Linked DNA regions of Mus musculus: region 1 is linked to region 2. A link is a loop called in an ENCODE intact Hi-C map of the cell type or tissue named here. Cell type or tissue: heart. All regions are shown on one strand. Each heading gives the region's core, and the rest is flanking DNA. Links, peaks and the distances in the headings are about the cores only.

Region 1 (7,628 bases), core at 990-5,989, 530 kb after region 2:
GGAGGGTGGGAAAAGAGATAGAGTCATCTGACACAAACCTCTGGCCTTGCACAAGCACATGCACATAGGCGTGCATGCAGCATCCTCCCCCCCCCCCACACACATGCACATAGGCGTGCATGCAGCATCCTCCCCCCCCCACACACACACATGCACATAGGCGTGCATGCAGCATCCTCCTCCACACACACACATGCACATAGGCGTGCATGCAGCATCCTCCCCCCCCACACACACACATGCACATAGGCGTGCATGCAGCATCCTCCTCCACACACACACATGCACATAGGCGTGCATGCAGCATCCTCCTCCACACACACACATGCACATAGGCGTGCATGCAGCATCCTCCTCCACACACACACATGCACATAGGCGTGCATGCAGCATCCTCCCCCCCCACACACACATGCACATAGGCGTGCATGCAGCATCCTCCTCCACACACACACATGCACATAGGCGTGCATGCAGCATCCTCCTCCACACACACACATGCACATAGGCGTGCATGCAGCATCCTCCTCCACACACACACATGCACATAGGCGTGCATGCAGCATCCTCCCCCCCCACACACACATGCACATAGGCGTGCATGCAGCATCCTCCCCCCCCACACACACACATGCACATAGGCGTGCATGCAGCATCCTCCTCCACACACACACATGCACATAGGCGTGCATGCAGCATCCTCCTCCACACACACACATGCACATAGGCGTGCATGCAGCATCCTCCTCCACACACACACATGCACATAGGCGTGCATGCAGCATCCTCCCCCCACCACACACACATGCACATATGCGTGCATGCAGCATCCTCTCCCACATACACACACACATGCACATAGGCGTGCATGCAGCATCCTCCCCCCACCACACACACACACACACACACATGCACATAGGCATGTATGCAGCATACTCCCCACACACACACATAGGCATGCATGCAGCATCCTCCCCCACCCCCCCCACACACACACATAGGCGTGCATGCAGCATCCTCCCCCCCAACACACACATGCACATAGGCATACAGGCACCTCTCTCCCTGAACAACAATAATCTATTCTATTTTACTTGATATTTGTACATTGAACTCAGGATGAAGCGATAGGGCAGTGGCAGGGACCATGATGAGGGGGCCTTTAAGAGACCTGTGCTGGTCAGAGAGAGAATGGTTACAAGGTAAGAACAAGGAAGGCCAGCATCCAGGCAGCCTTAAAGAACGAATCACTGTGTGATGACCATGCTCCCAGGCTGGACCACTCACTTGTCCAGTCCGGCTGGAGACAGTTCCGTCAAGAGTGAAGCTGCCTGCCCAGTGACCAAGGTTGCCGCCCCTCTCCAGGTTTTTCTAACATTTAGCAATGCTTCTAATTCCTTGACCCTGGTGAAATCCATCGACTAAGACAGCATTTACCAAGGGCATTGCGCACACGATTGCGCACACGATGCTAATACTGAGATGTGGGGCCCGGACTCTTTCTGGTTTTTTCTGTGGGTTTTGGGTTCGAACTTAGGTGTTCCTGCTTGCGAGACAAGGGCTTTACTGACTGCGCCATCTCCAGAGACCCAAATGGAAGCATTTTTAAGATGCATATGCTGTAGGTGACTGTCACCTTTCCCCTCAGGGGGCTTCAGACTGTGAAGAATTCTACTAGCAAAGTCATCAACCTGTATCTCAAGCAACTCTGCCTTTCTACTACCTCGCTCTGCAGTTTAAAAACATGAAAATAAAGCAGGAAACACAGGGCAACAGTAATTGCATAAAAAAAAGAAAGAAAAAAAGCCTCTCTGTGGTTTGTATGACTGATGGAAAAACTGGTAAATAAGTATTTTAAGAAGCAAAAGTATATGTTAATAACTATTTCTGAAAGTACAGCCAGATAGATGGCTTTGATGCGTAAAACTTGAGAGTCCTGACCACAACTCTCTAGTGACTACTCCAACTCTCAGAAAAGAACGTTAGAGAACTCACAGATTTAATCAAAGTTCTTATTAATGAAATTAGCCACATCATTCACTCATCACACAAACTCAGGCAGCGTGGGAAGAGAATACAACAAATAAACGCACCACGAGCAAGGAGGCAGGGTACCACAGGCTGTCCTGTTAGGGTGAAGCTGCTCTCAAGTCTTCGCCCATAGGAATGGCTCTGGTTTTCTCTCTGGTGGGAAAAGAGGCCACGAGACATCATGCGCGACATCCCCCAGCCTTGTTTATCTCAACATCATTTCACAGCTCCCCTCTGAAAACACTTACTCCACGATTTCAGTAATTCATCTAAAACTACACCACCGCACACAGCAGTGAAGTCTGCAAGAAGCTGTGGGTCACAGGCCAGCCAATCTCCCACGTGGGAAGAAAACAGGTAACAACCATAAGAAAGATGAGGAGGCCAGCAAAAGATGGCTCCGTGGATAAAGCTGCTTGCTCTAGAAGCTAGTGACCTGAGTTCCATGCCTGGAACTCGCACAACTCTATACCGTTGTCCAAGTTGTCCCCTGACCTTCTCACACTCACACACACACACACACACACACACACACACACACACACTATGGATGAACACCCCCCCACACACTAATAATATAAGAAAAATTGGGAGTTAACAGGCATTTCATGCATTTTAGAAAACAAACGAATAATAGATATCCTTAGACATGAGAAACAAGTGTCTCCCTGTCATACTGCAGTAGGGCTGGTGCGATGACTTAACAGGTAACACACACACGTGCCACCAAATCTAGCGACCCAGAGTTCAATTCCCCAGGACCCACACAACACAGCACTCCCATAAGTTGCTGTCTACCCCCCACATACTCAATAATGAACACAATTTTAAAATAAAATTTTCTTTCCTGTTTAACACAACCTGTTGCTTCCACAAGCCAGGGACTCCTGAAAAGTTAACATCAAGTAACTGAGGGAATTGTGTCTCAAAAGGTGTGATCAATATTCCTATTTGTGGTTTTTGAATCTGGTCTGTTATGTGTTTTTAAAAACAAAGGCATCATTAGAGTTCCTAACAAGTGGCAAGCTATCCATCAACCAGAGAAAGAAATCAGCAACCAACCATGTGTCATGGTGACCCGAGTCCCAGCAACTCGGAAACCATCTTACAGATGACCGGTTTTATTTGCTCCTTGGAGAAGCCTCTCTGTCTTAGGATTTTACATTGAGTGGGATCATTAGTGAACAAACTGTTCTAGGGTCAGTTTGGCTATTTGACCAGCTGTAACAATTTAATCAATGCCAGTTACACTCGTGAAAAAAGCAACTACTCAATTTCTGGGGGAGAGAAATTCAATGAGAGCAGAAACTCTGCCACCTGGAGGACATACGTGGTATTTCACAATCTCCAGAAACAGCATGCTCTCAAGCTAGAATATTTTCCTCACAGTTACTGCATCATATTAAAAACCTAGCATGATTAACATTTTTATCTCAAGAATATTTTCTATTACTGCACATAAAATAAAAATGACCGTTTTTAAAGTATGACATTTTAGGAAACATGCTTGGGTCAGGAGCTGGGGATGTGGCTCAGGTAGTAGGGCTTGCTTAGTACCTGGAAAGGCCTGGGTCTGATGCCTACAGAGGATCAAAGGCTATGCCAGTGCACAGGTCTCCTAGCACTGAGGAGATAAAGGTGTGTGTGTGTGTGTGTGTGTGTGTGTGTGTGTGTGTGTGTGTGTGTGTGTGTGTTAAGTTTAGGGCCATCCTCACAATGAGGCCTGAGCTTAATAATATCTCTGCCTTAAAACAAACACAAAGTCCTTAATCAGGGACAATGGGACATCCTTAATTATGTTTGTCACCTGTTACGTCCTAGATGTTAACATTCTAAGCTAAATACAATCTTTTTAAAGCATAACAAAAACACCAGCCACTGTGTTAAGCAAAAATCAGCAGTCCAAGGCAATCCACTGCATCTCAGTACTAAAGGGAGCCACACCAAGTCTGTGGGTGCTAGACAGCACCCAGATAATCAAAATATATAACCCTTTAATTATCAGACATGCTTGGGCAGGACCTTGTAATGGCTTCTCCAGCAACACGCTATGCAATAAACTGGCCTCAGCTATGCAAACACACCCTGGGGGTGAGAGAACTGGAAGCCGCCACTGGCAGGAAGATAGGCATCTCTTGTTGCTTGGTGCCTGAGTTTGTCTTACACTGGCCACACGCTCATGCCACGAGTAGGGCCACTAACTTAAACATGCTTGATCATCTTTCCCCTAAGAGTTCAATTTCTAGAATCTAATTTGCTCTCAGTCATCAGTACCAGTTAACATGGTGGGCATTCCTTATCCACAGGGGACATTTAAAGATGTCTGAGGGGGCTTAGAACTGGAAAGTAACAAGCCCTGTTTATATTCTTTATTCCTATATATACATACCTATGGTTACTATGTATAATTAACTTCAGTATATAATTAGAATAATTACTAAAATATACTGTAATAAATGTACTCTCTCTAAAAGTAGTCCACCATATTACATATCTTTCTGCAACCTCGGTAATTTTCCTAAGACAATAACTTCACCTTTTCAGATAAAGGAAGCCTTTTTACAGCTTCCCTTTGGCACAAACTGCTGGCACCCATTATTGTCCTTTGCGGTCACTGTTAGGGTTACTTGAATATAAGCACTGCAATACAATGACCAACTTGGCTACCCGTGGGCTGGCAGTACTGTGTGGATCCAGTGGCAGGAGGAGGGTCCCTTCCCAGGCAGAGTCATGCATTCTCTCATGCTGCTCACAACAGCGCACAGCTTAAAGCAGGTGAACTACTGACATTTTCCACTCGTGTTTTTAAAACATGGTTTCCATGGGTAATTGAAATTGCAGAAGGTGTCCTCACATGGAAGAGGACTACAATAAACCAAGAAAACAGGTGCCCATTTAAAAATCAGCTTTCACTCCTTAAGGGGCACAGGGAAGCAGGTGAAAAGACAGGAAAGAGTTGGGCTTCTGTGGGCCATGTTCCCCTGGGGTAACTGGTCAACCTGCTGAGACAAAATCTCTTCCCTTCATTTCCTAAGGAGCAAGACTGTGGCATTCCATCAAATAATAGGCTTTTCAATACAGGACTTGTCTTCTCAGACTCTGGAAAGTCAGTCTTATAAAGAATGTCTTTATTAATGTTGAATACATTTAAATTCTCACCTACACCACCCATGACCACATTAGCATCATGGGTATGTTTTTCTTTGTCTTCATTGATCATTTGAAATGGGAAAATATGGAATTTTCAGGTAACATTAACACTCTCAAAAAAAAAAAATCAATGAATTCGTATGTGGTTTTTGATCTATTAAAAACAATTCCAAAGCAGCATTCCTGTGAGTGGTTTCTTGAACTGAAAGGGACATCCGAGGAAGATCAGTAGACTCCTGAGTAGCTGCTGTCGCTTCCTGTCAAGCACGTTAGGGTCATGGTGTCCTGTGCAGCCGGCTGCTCCTCGCCCTGCTGCCCTTGTGGGGGATAACAACACAGTGACCCTCTTGGATCTGAGCCTTTAAGTTGGTTACACGCTCAAGAGAACCCAGTGCTATTGTACAAAGACAAATATTATTGTGCAGATGTTTTGCTTCTACGACCCAGTATTTGGGGATAACTGCTGTGTCTGGCTCCCGACCCGCTGTTTTCAGAGCTGATGTCAGCTCACTGTTTATGTCCATTCCATGGTGGGGTGTGCATTTCTGCCTAAGACTGGTCTGGACCCACAAAGGCAGAGGCAACTGTCTAGTAGCCTGATCAACAGCTGCAAGGCCACCCACGCACACAGGGGACTCAGCTCTCAGCTGTCTCTCTACTATGAGCCCCAGTTAGTCCTGACCCCATACAAATTTGGTGTTCCCACTTTGATGTTTATGAACTGATTGCATTAAAAATGCAGCATGATGACTCCAGGGTTGGAGAAACTGTTATTTATACAAACTGTGGTTAACACCTCATCACTGAAACCGGCTGGGCTAATAACACCCACCGTGTTGTTTGCTGTCCCCCTCAACTCTGTAGCAGTTGCTCTGGCACTGTGTTTGCCAGGGTGCACGGGGACAGGATGGAACCCTTGGAAGCTGAAAGCACTTCCTGAGGCGCTCCTAAGGAGTGACCCTGCCCGAGATGGGACTCTGCAGCAGGGGAGCTCGTGGACTTAAATGGTACCCCATGTCCGTCAGAGCTCAGGAGATGCTCTGTGGTGCACCATGAACCTATTCCTGCAGTGCATGGTGACGAAACTTAGGTACAATGTATTCATCTGAAAAACTCACGCTGAAACCCCAAAACTATTTGTTATTAACAGTGGCCTAATACTTAAGAACAAGAGCTATCATTTATCCTTTAATTATAAGTGTCACACACACACACACACAATTCCAAAATATATCCCCCAAACTGGACAGCTCAATCACTATTAAAACAGTCCTTGCACATACGGGATATGCTACACCGGATAAAGTATGGGACAGACTTGCAAGTTACTGAGTGTTCTGTTGCTGAGATAAACAAACCATCAAGGCCAAAGAAACGCTCAGAGTTTATTTGGGCTTATTGTTCCGGAGGGAAAGGATTCCACAGCGGCAGAGCATACCCTGGTAGCAAGCAGCAGGCATGGCACAGGCAAGGGGGAAAGAGAAGCACAGAATGACAGGAAGCCCCTTCTTGGGGTGCAAGCACTAAGCAGAACGAAGCCCGAGTGCCACACTCCCCCAGCAAGGCTGCACCTCCTAAGCCAAACAGCACGGCCGGCTGAGGGCCAAGTGGCATGTGAGGAAAACTTTCAGTAAAACTAGCACCGAATAGAATTCCAAAATCCACCACTGTTTCAATCACACTAAATACATGTGCTGGGTAACTTTGTTATCTTCAGAGTCAAGACATGCCGAGTAGCTCCATGTATGAAAAGTAAAATTCAAAATGTATTTCTCTTATTTCTACCCATGCTAAAATGGCCAACAGCCATCTCTCTGTGTCAGTGTCCACCAGAGTGCAGGGTGCAGATAGGAAGGCACTGGCATAGGAGAGACAGAAGGTGCCATGCTCACTCAGTCTGCATGTCTGCTGCCCTCAGTGGAAACCAAAGAATTTTCGATGTCTGCTCCTGCTGTGGAGATTAGGTGAGAGACGGTACCTCGTGTAACTGCACCTACATGAAAAGCCATCAGTGCTGACTACCCAAACAATGCTCAGTAGACTACAGGAAAATTCCGAGGCCCCCCTGAGCTAGAATCTACTACTGGCTTACAGGTTAGCTAAGAACACCTAGAACCTACTCTATGTATGGAACTCTGACTGGCCTCATTAGAACCTGTCCCGTTCAGATACCAGTGTCCATTCAAGGGGCCTCATGGCTCACTGCCGGCATCCTCCCCTTCCTAAATCAGCTCACAGGTCCCTCAATGGATATGTCTAACAGAGCTCTAGAAAGACCCTCGCCCAAATGATCACTCAGCCCAGCTCTGCTACAGCCCTCAAACTGCAGACTCCTGTTTGCTTTGGGAAGCCATTTGTAGGTGTGGAGTAGCTCTGTCCTGTTTCCAGAGTCAGTTCTTTCTCCCAGCTCACCTCATACAGTCCTGTGCTCATCACATGTGTAGGGC
Region 2 (7,628 bases), core at 968-5,967:
TTTGTGAGGGTCAGGCAGATGTCAGTCTTTCCACACTTCCCTTCCCAGCAAACATTTATATCCAGTTGAGGCCATCTTGAAGTCAAGGCTTCCATGAGAGAAGGTCATGAATGAGCTCTGTGTGCTGAACTGAGGGTGACAGAAGAAAGACTACTCTTTTCTGCCACAGAGGCCCAGAGAGCAACCCAGGAGCCTCAACTTGTTAGAGTTTGGAAATAGCAGCAGAGCTTGTGCATCAGAAATGACCAAGTCACCCTTTTTCAAAAATGAATCGTACCTTGTTCTTTTAGTCCAATGATCTGAAACAGAAACAGAAACAGAAACAAAACAAAAACATGAAATGGGTTTTACTCAGTAATGTAAAGGTGTCAAAAATATAGGAAGGCAGCTATAAGTGAACAGGATGATCTGGAGGGCTCCACGCAGACCTATAATGTGATATTTAAAAACAAGTCTATAGATCAAGCTGAGGACAGAATGGAAATACCATCGGGAATGAGGCCAGAGTCTTCTTTTAGAAACCTGCTTCCTTGTTTAGCTTTTTCCCTAAGACCACAGGCTATAACTTATATGTCCCTTCCAATACACAATAGACTGTTTTGCTTGGCAAAAATATGCATCTTAAGTGAAGAATAGGAGAAAGGGCAAAGGCCCTGGTTGGGCCACTAGCTTATCACTGATCAGAACTTATTTCCAGGTCAGCGTTTAGAATCCTAAGCCAGGCTATGTAACAAGCCAGGCTGGCCTTTCCTGAAGGCCCAATTGTCTCAGCTTCCATAGTCCTGGAACTGAAGGCATCTACTACCATGGCTGGCCAGAATTTTGAGGTTGTATGGAAATTTTATTTTTACTTCTTAAAGAAGGAACAAATTATTCCTCGGAGAAGTTGTAGCACTGGCATTCTATCAGTGTGTAGAGACCAAAACTCTCATATCATCTTTAAGACTTGTCATTTTTCTTGCTTGCTTTTCTGATTGCAGTTATGCTAGCAAGTGTGACCTGATGGGGTGGATTATGGATTTATTTTTCATTTTGTTGGGGAAGGGATCAGTATCTTCTGGCCTCCAACTCAATATTTAGCCAAGGCTGGCCCTGGACTCCTTATTCTCCTGCCTCTAGTCCCTGAGTTATACCACCACATCTGGTTTGCATTTTCTTGATGATTAATGATATTGCATGCGTTTTCATGTATTTGGTAGCCATTTGTGTTTCTTCTCTGAAGGAAAGTCTATAAAACCTTTTGCTACTTTTGAATTGGGCTAGTGTCTTTTTATGAATATATCATGATATTTCTTTATATGTTTTGGTATTAATAAGAGTTTATTAGATATTTGATCTGCTTTGAGTGGTACTAATGTTTTATGCTTGTACTTGCTAGATTCATTTTTGTTTGTTGGTAGTGCTATGGAGTGCACCAGGATCTCAAGTACTCCCTGGTAGCAATCACTTATTGTTATAACTATGTTTTGATTGTGGGTTTTATTTTGTGTGGTACAATATTTTTGCATATAACACATTGGCCTTGAACTTCCAATCCTCTTTCCTCAGCCTCCTGAGTACTGAGATAATGGGTATGCCTCGCCAAACCTGGCAGCTACTATCTTTGAATGAGTGTTCAGGTTGGAAGATCCTTTGGCCTGGTAGAGCATAGCCCTGGCAATCCATCTGGACCAGCTGGTTCTGGATTGGTTCACTCTTAGCCTGAAACAGGTATCATTCCTATTTCTCTTGTTGGCATTGGCCTGAACTGGTCATAACTATCACAGGCGATGGGAGCAACCAAAATTGAACATAAAGGGAGACCCTCATGGATTCATAGGGTTCTTGAAGAAATTAGGCAGATCATGAAAGTGTAAGGGAGGAGAGGCTAGGAGAGGTGAGCAGGGAGAAGAGGTGAACAATGTTTTATTCATAACTATACTGGCTTTGCCCTCAATCTGGCTTTGACCTGTCTTTGAACATACGTTGGATGTGTTATTTGCCATTTCATTCAAATGTTCACTTCTGTTCCACAGTCAAGCACGTGGGTGATCTTTTCATCCAAGGAAATGTAAGCTCAGAGGTTACATAACTCACCAACTGAAGCCTTATTCCTATAAGGACAGAGAGGTAATGAACCTTCCGTTTATATTTTCTCATTATAGATTAATAAAGGAGGATGCAGATATTCAAAGAGGCAAAGCTATCATAACCACAGTCAGACCTGCTGAGCGTAGGCTTTGATCTGTTAATGCCAATCTGTTTGAAGCATCAAAATAGAAAGGGGCAGGGAAGGAAGGGCAAGATTAGGAATCTAAGCCTTTGAAGTGTCTGCCCTGTGAAAGCCATCTGTAAAACTGTAGGCTGCGTCCCTGTCCCATCAAATCAGACATAATCTTAGTTTACTTAAAGAGACCCTGAAGCTGGTAGCTCACTTTACAGATGGCACGCTGTGCTGTGGAAGAGAAGTCTCCCCACAGGTAGGAACCTAGAACCAGTGGAAATTGTTAAAATGCTACTTTAAAGTAAACTCTACTATTGAGACATTTGAAAAAGACACTAAGCCAGTGTTGAATCAGGCTCGGCCCCACTCCAGTCACCCCATGTTGTGCAAAACAGTGGTCCGTGCCCTGCCTTGAGAGAGACTGTTTCACCTGCAGCTTTTGAATCCAGACTGAAGATGAAGGATGATTGCGCACTTCAGTGTACATACAAATGGCTCGCTCTGTCAGCCAATGAGGCACAGGCTGATGAATGATTGGTTCCTGGAAGGAGAAAACATGCTACCATATGTAATTAAGGTACATTGAGATGATCTAAGCACATGAGCTTATTTCAATCATATCAGGAAAGCACCCAGCCTTAGGAAAGAGGAAACTTCCTCACCTGGAACATATAATACTGCCATGTACAGTGGTGACTCTGCTGATCTGTCACCTGATACCTTGTGTGTGCTTTAAAGGGACAACAGGCAGGGAACATTCCAGCATCCCAGGGTCTTCAGCTTGATTTGCCTTCACTGGTGACACAGTCTGTTTTAACTGTTCTCTCTGTTTGCTATTTGTACAGTGTAGAATTCTGCAGTGGTAGCCATGTGTAACCTAACATAAGTTTTATGTCTATATAGTATTGATATATTTACTGTGTAGTGTGTGTGTGTGGTATAATTGCTGTTGTAATGTGTGATCTGAGCTTAGAATAAAAGAACCTATTTCTTCAGCCAGCTACCTGGAGACTTTGGGACTCCTTGACAAATGTTGCCAATAAAACCAACCTAGCTGATTGTTATTTAATAAAGCCCAGCACTGTGAAAAGATACAAATGTGGCTGTGTTTACAAGTCAGCGAGCTCACAGCAGTTCGCCCAGATCTCTCCTTTTCAGAGATGGTGATAAAGCTATATTGACTTCGTAAAACAGATAAAGAAATTGGAGTGAGAAATACAAGATATTGAGTCAGCACAGCCAGGGATCAAGATGTTCCCTGGAGTCTTTTTGTGTGATCACGTCCCATAGCCAAGTTCACTTATCCAAGAGGAACAAGTGATTAGCCAGTTCTTTTTTTCTTTCTTTCTTTCTTTTTTTTTTTTTTTTTAAATGAACTTTGGCACTCAGCAAAATGAATGTGGAAGACATATGGCTGGGTCCTGTGGCCAAAGTCAGAATTGAAAATTTTTCCCTTTCAGGTCGTTGGCAATCTAGCTTGAGAGCCCCTGGCCAGCTAGAGGTTTGTCCTCTCTCTGTCCTGTGTTCTGCTTAGCATTTCTTTGGCTCTTTCTGAATCAGTGAATGATATCTGCCTTTACAGTAGAGAGAAATTTGTCATTTTGAGATTGGTAATATGTCAGCGACTCCATGCCCTACCTACAGCACACGCTAGCTGCAGGGACTGTGGGAGCAGGCACCGTGCCTATCTCCATGTCTACAGGAGTAGACAACAACGTCCTCCCTAACTCCTGACCCCTGCAAAGGGCTTCCCCGAGATGAGAGCTGCGCTACACAGTTATTTATGAGACGTTAACCTTCGATCATTTCCAAGGCACAACAAAGCCTTCTTCTCTGGGTTACTTATTTATTTATGCCAGCATTACAGTACTTCATTATTGCCACAGGGGGAACCGTCGGCTTAATTTTGCTTCGGAGACAGTGCTGCTGAAGTCATTCGGCTAATGATTTATGCCCCGCGTGACTGGGCAGTCGTCTGTGCTTGCTGATTATATCTTGTTTACTGTTTATAACCAGCAGTCATTATGCCACCGAAGGCCCCTGCCAGCTCACCGCGTTTATTTATCCCTGTGGATCTTTAGATACGCTGGTTAGTATAGAAAACTTTTGAATGGTTTAGTATTTTTTAAAAGCCCCAGAAGCTGTGAATTAAACCACTGTGCTCTCTGCCTCACGGGAGAAAGAGTTTGTTGAGAGTGAGCGGTGAACAGCACGCCCCCATCCCCCAGCTCTCCTGCTTGCTTCTGGTTTGATCAGAAAGAAAGCCTGAGTGCTTTTCAGGAATATGGGGCTGTGACTCCGTCATCAGTTTTGGGTTCTGAGATCACAGGTTTTTCCCCTTGGCTGCCGCAGATTTTACCATATTAAGGAAACAGTTTGCTTAGAGAAATGCTGCACGTGTATACAGGTATACAGGCTAGGTTTGGTGGCTGGCAGGACTCACCCATTTAGCCCTGGGGCCAGCCTCTGTGAACAAAACCTTTACAACCAGCCTGCAAGATTTTTTTTTCTTTGTTCTGAGATGCACAGGGCAGATGAACCACATGGACAGGCAGAGAAAGGGACGGTTTGTATAACGTGGCAACATGTTTCCGCACTGGGAGGTGGCGAGGCATCCTTCACTCTGATTTGTGAGACAAATTCCCTCCTCGATGGGCGCTGGAATTCACCAATGAGTCTAAATGGTCTATAAGCCCCAGGCACCTGCCTAGATCTGCTCCTCAGGGCAGAGAATGACACCACACCTGACTTTTCTACTAAGGGGTTGGGGATCTGAACTCTGGTCCTCACGTTTGCCTGGCAAGCTCTTTACCCACTGAGCTATTCTGCTTGCCCTTTGCAACGATCATGTACAAATGCCTGTCTTGACACTGTTCCCACTCAGAGAGAAGGAAGGAAAACCTTACTGTTCTTGTGAGCAGCCGCAGACCAATCTGGATGACTGGTTCTGAACTTAGCTTTCTCCATCGAAGCTGTTGGCTGCCGAACCCTCCCCGCTCCTCCCCCCACTTTCCTTTGCTTTTACTTTTACATAGTTCTCTCTCTCTCTCTCTCTCTCTCTCTCTCTCTCTCTCTCTCTCTCTCTCTCTCTGCCCCTGGAATAGCTTCATATCTCTGCTCCTTAGTCAGCCAGTTCAGCCTGGTCACAGAGCTGCTTTCTCTGTAGACTGGTGATCCAGTTGAACAATGAGTGCTTGCCCAGGGAACTCAGGCACCTCACATTGAACAAAACACAGGGCACAAGGCAAGAGTTGTTTCTGACAACAGGTTTAGATATGAGAATAAAATCCCTCAACTGCTATAATGCATGTGGACAATTCAACCAAAAAAAAAAAAAAATCAGGAATTGAGTACATCAGTTTGTACGTAGAGAGCCAGGGCCAGTCTCTAAGGATGGGAACAAAACTGTTCCCATGTTTCAGTGTTATAATTTGAACATCTGTATATAACTTTAGTCCCAGAGAGTCCCCTGACACTGTCTTCTATATCAAAAACGGCCAGACACAAAAAGGAAATATATGTGATGTGTGTGTGTCTGCACGTGCGTGTGTGTCTTTAAAACACAAACCAAAGAGTAATAACAACTGTTTGATTCTCCTCATGACTCTATTTTCCTCACACAGATGCAAACCTTGAGCATAAATATTTGCAATATTATAACACATGGGGATATGGAAGCCATCTTATTTAGACATCATTTCTCCCTGGAAATACTATTCTGGTTTGTCAGGAGTTTTCGTTCATGTGTGTTTTCATTTAGTCTTATAATTACTCCTTCTAAGAAAGTAAAATGAAACTAACAAATTTTGGTGCAAATTACTCTGAAACGTCATTAAAGAATTTTATCACTATTTTAGAAATGGAATCTTATACAGCTTACCTCAGATAGCTGGCCAATCTTTTCTGCTTTTAAAATTCAAAATGTAACTAAATTACAAGTTATTTCAAAGTCTCTCTCTCTCTCTCTCTCTCTCTCTCTCTCTCTCTCTTTCTCTCTCTCTGCCTCTCTCTCAAACACACAGATACATACACAGATACACACAGACAGACACAAAGATACACAGACACACACAAACACAAAGATACACAAACACAAACACAGACACACACAGAGACACACATACAGACACACACAGACACACACACACACAGAGACAGACAGACACACACACACAAGGCAAAAGCAAGTAAATGAAAGAAATCACCAATATTACTTGGGCACACACCGCTGCGCACTCAGTCTTTCCTTTTCAATTTTTATTGTTTGAAACATTTTTTAAATTTACATATACTTGATCTTACTCTTCCCCTTTCCCAAGTCCCCCAAGATCCTGTCTCACCTAGTACCCACCCAAGTTTAAGTTCAGTTCTTAAACAGAGAGCTCAGGAGTGAAGTCTTCCACGTGGGCAGTCATAGCGGCAGAAAGCCCCCATGGAGCTGTGACTTCCCACAACTCTCTGAAGCCTCAGCATCAAGTGAATAACTTATACCAGCGATGGAACCTCCTTCATCCTAAGGATTTTGGTAGCACAACCCGCAGCTCTTTTCTACCCAAGTAGCAGCTACCCCATGGTCCTCAGACCCTTCTGCAAAGGTGTTTTAGGCATGTGCGAGACTCCATTATTTTATAATTCCAGGCAAGGAGTTAGTATGAGAGACAAAATTATTCACATAACTGTTCAGTTGAGCTTTGTTACCCATGTGTGTGTTTCTTATTGTTATTTTACCAAAGCAGATTTAACTTTAGACCAGCAATTCTTTCTTACCCATGTATTTGGTTATTATTAGCATTCACATAGAAAATGGCCATAACGATTCCCTAGTGTGTTGTTTTGCACTTCTATGAAGTGTCATAAATACTTACAAACCAGCCGAGGTGTTCCCCTCATTCAGAAAGTGTTAGTCTATTGAGTCACACAGTGTTGAATGCAGCACAGTGACTGTACCTTGGGCTTTTTATTGTAATGTGAGGGCTGGGGCTAAGCTACATGAGGGTGGTGATACAGTATATAAATAAATAACTTTCTGAATATGCTCTTAAAACTTGAAATTGAGTAGTATCATAAAAATGAACCTGGTGACAATGCCAGTCCTCAAAGTCGTTTGGTCTTGAACACTAATAACAGCCTTCCCATTCAGACCTGCGGTGCAAATCCTTTGGTTTGTCCCTTTCCCGGGAGGAGCCTATAGAGTTGGTTGTAAGAAGATCATCCCCGTGATTATCATTGATCTGTCAATGTCTTCCCACCAAAGCCTCAGGAGCACAGATCACCCGTGGCCTCATCACTGCAGACCCAGGCCGCGGACTCACATTTCTTGATGGCGGATTTGCTAAGTTTTAAAATATGAGCTGAAGACTCATGATTGAACCAACAGGGCGTTGGCTGTTTTTTTATTTGGATTTTGTTGCCACTATCTCAGTTC

What was found. Peaks named below come from ENCODE experiments on the same cell type or tissue, not always from the same donor. Only the 100,000 strongest peaks of a DNase experiment are listed, where the experiment ranks them.
Region 1: a loop joins it to region 2, with 6 times the contacts of the local background. A loop is called at or near these places in 17 of 42 quality-filtered maps.

Annotation. Positions count from the first base shown.
Region 1 is chr1:186,709,653-186,717,280 of GRCm38, forward strand. It overlaps a transcript of Tgfb2 not described here. Among named protein-coding and RNA genes, the nearest start is that of Tgfb2, 7.5 kb to the left of the region's middle. In heart, for the core only: a CTCF peak has its summit at 3,351 (motif pointing left); no DNase peak of the experiment used is centred there.
Region 2 is chr1:186,178,685-186,186,312 of GRCm38, forward strand. No RefSeq gene overlaps it. Among named protein-coding and RNA genes, the nearest start is that of Gm35201, 45 kb to the left of the region's middle. In heart, for the core only: a CTCF peak has its summit at 4,081; a DNase peak (open chromatin) is centred at 4,167; H3K4me3 peaks cover 228 bases; H3K27ac peaks cover 1,695 bases.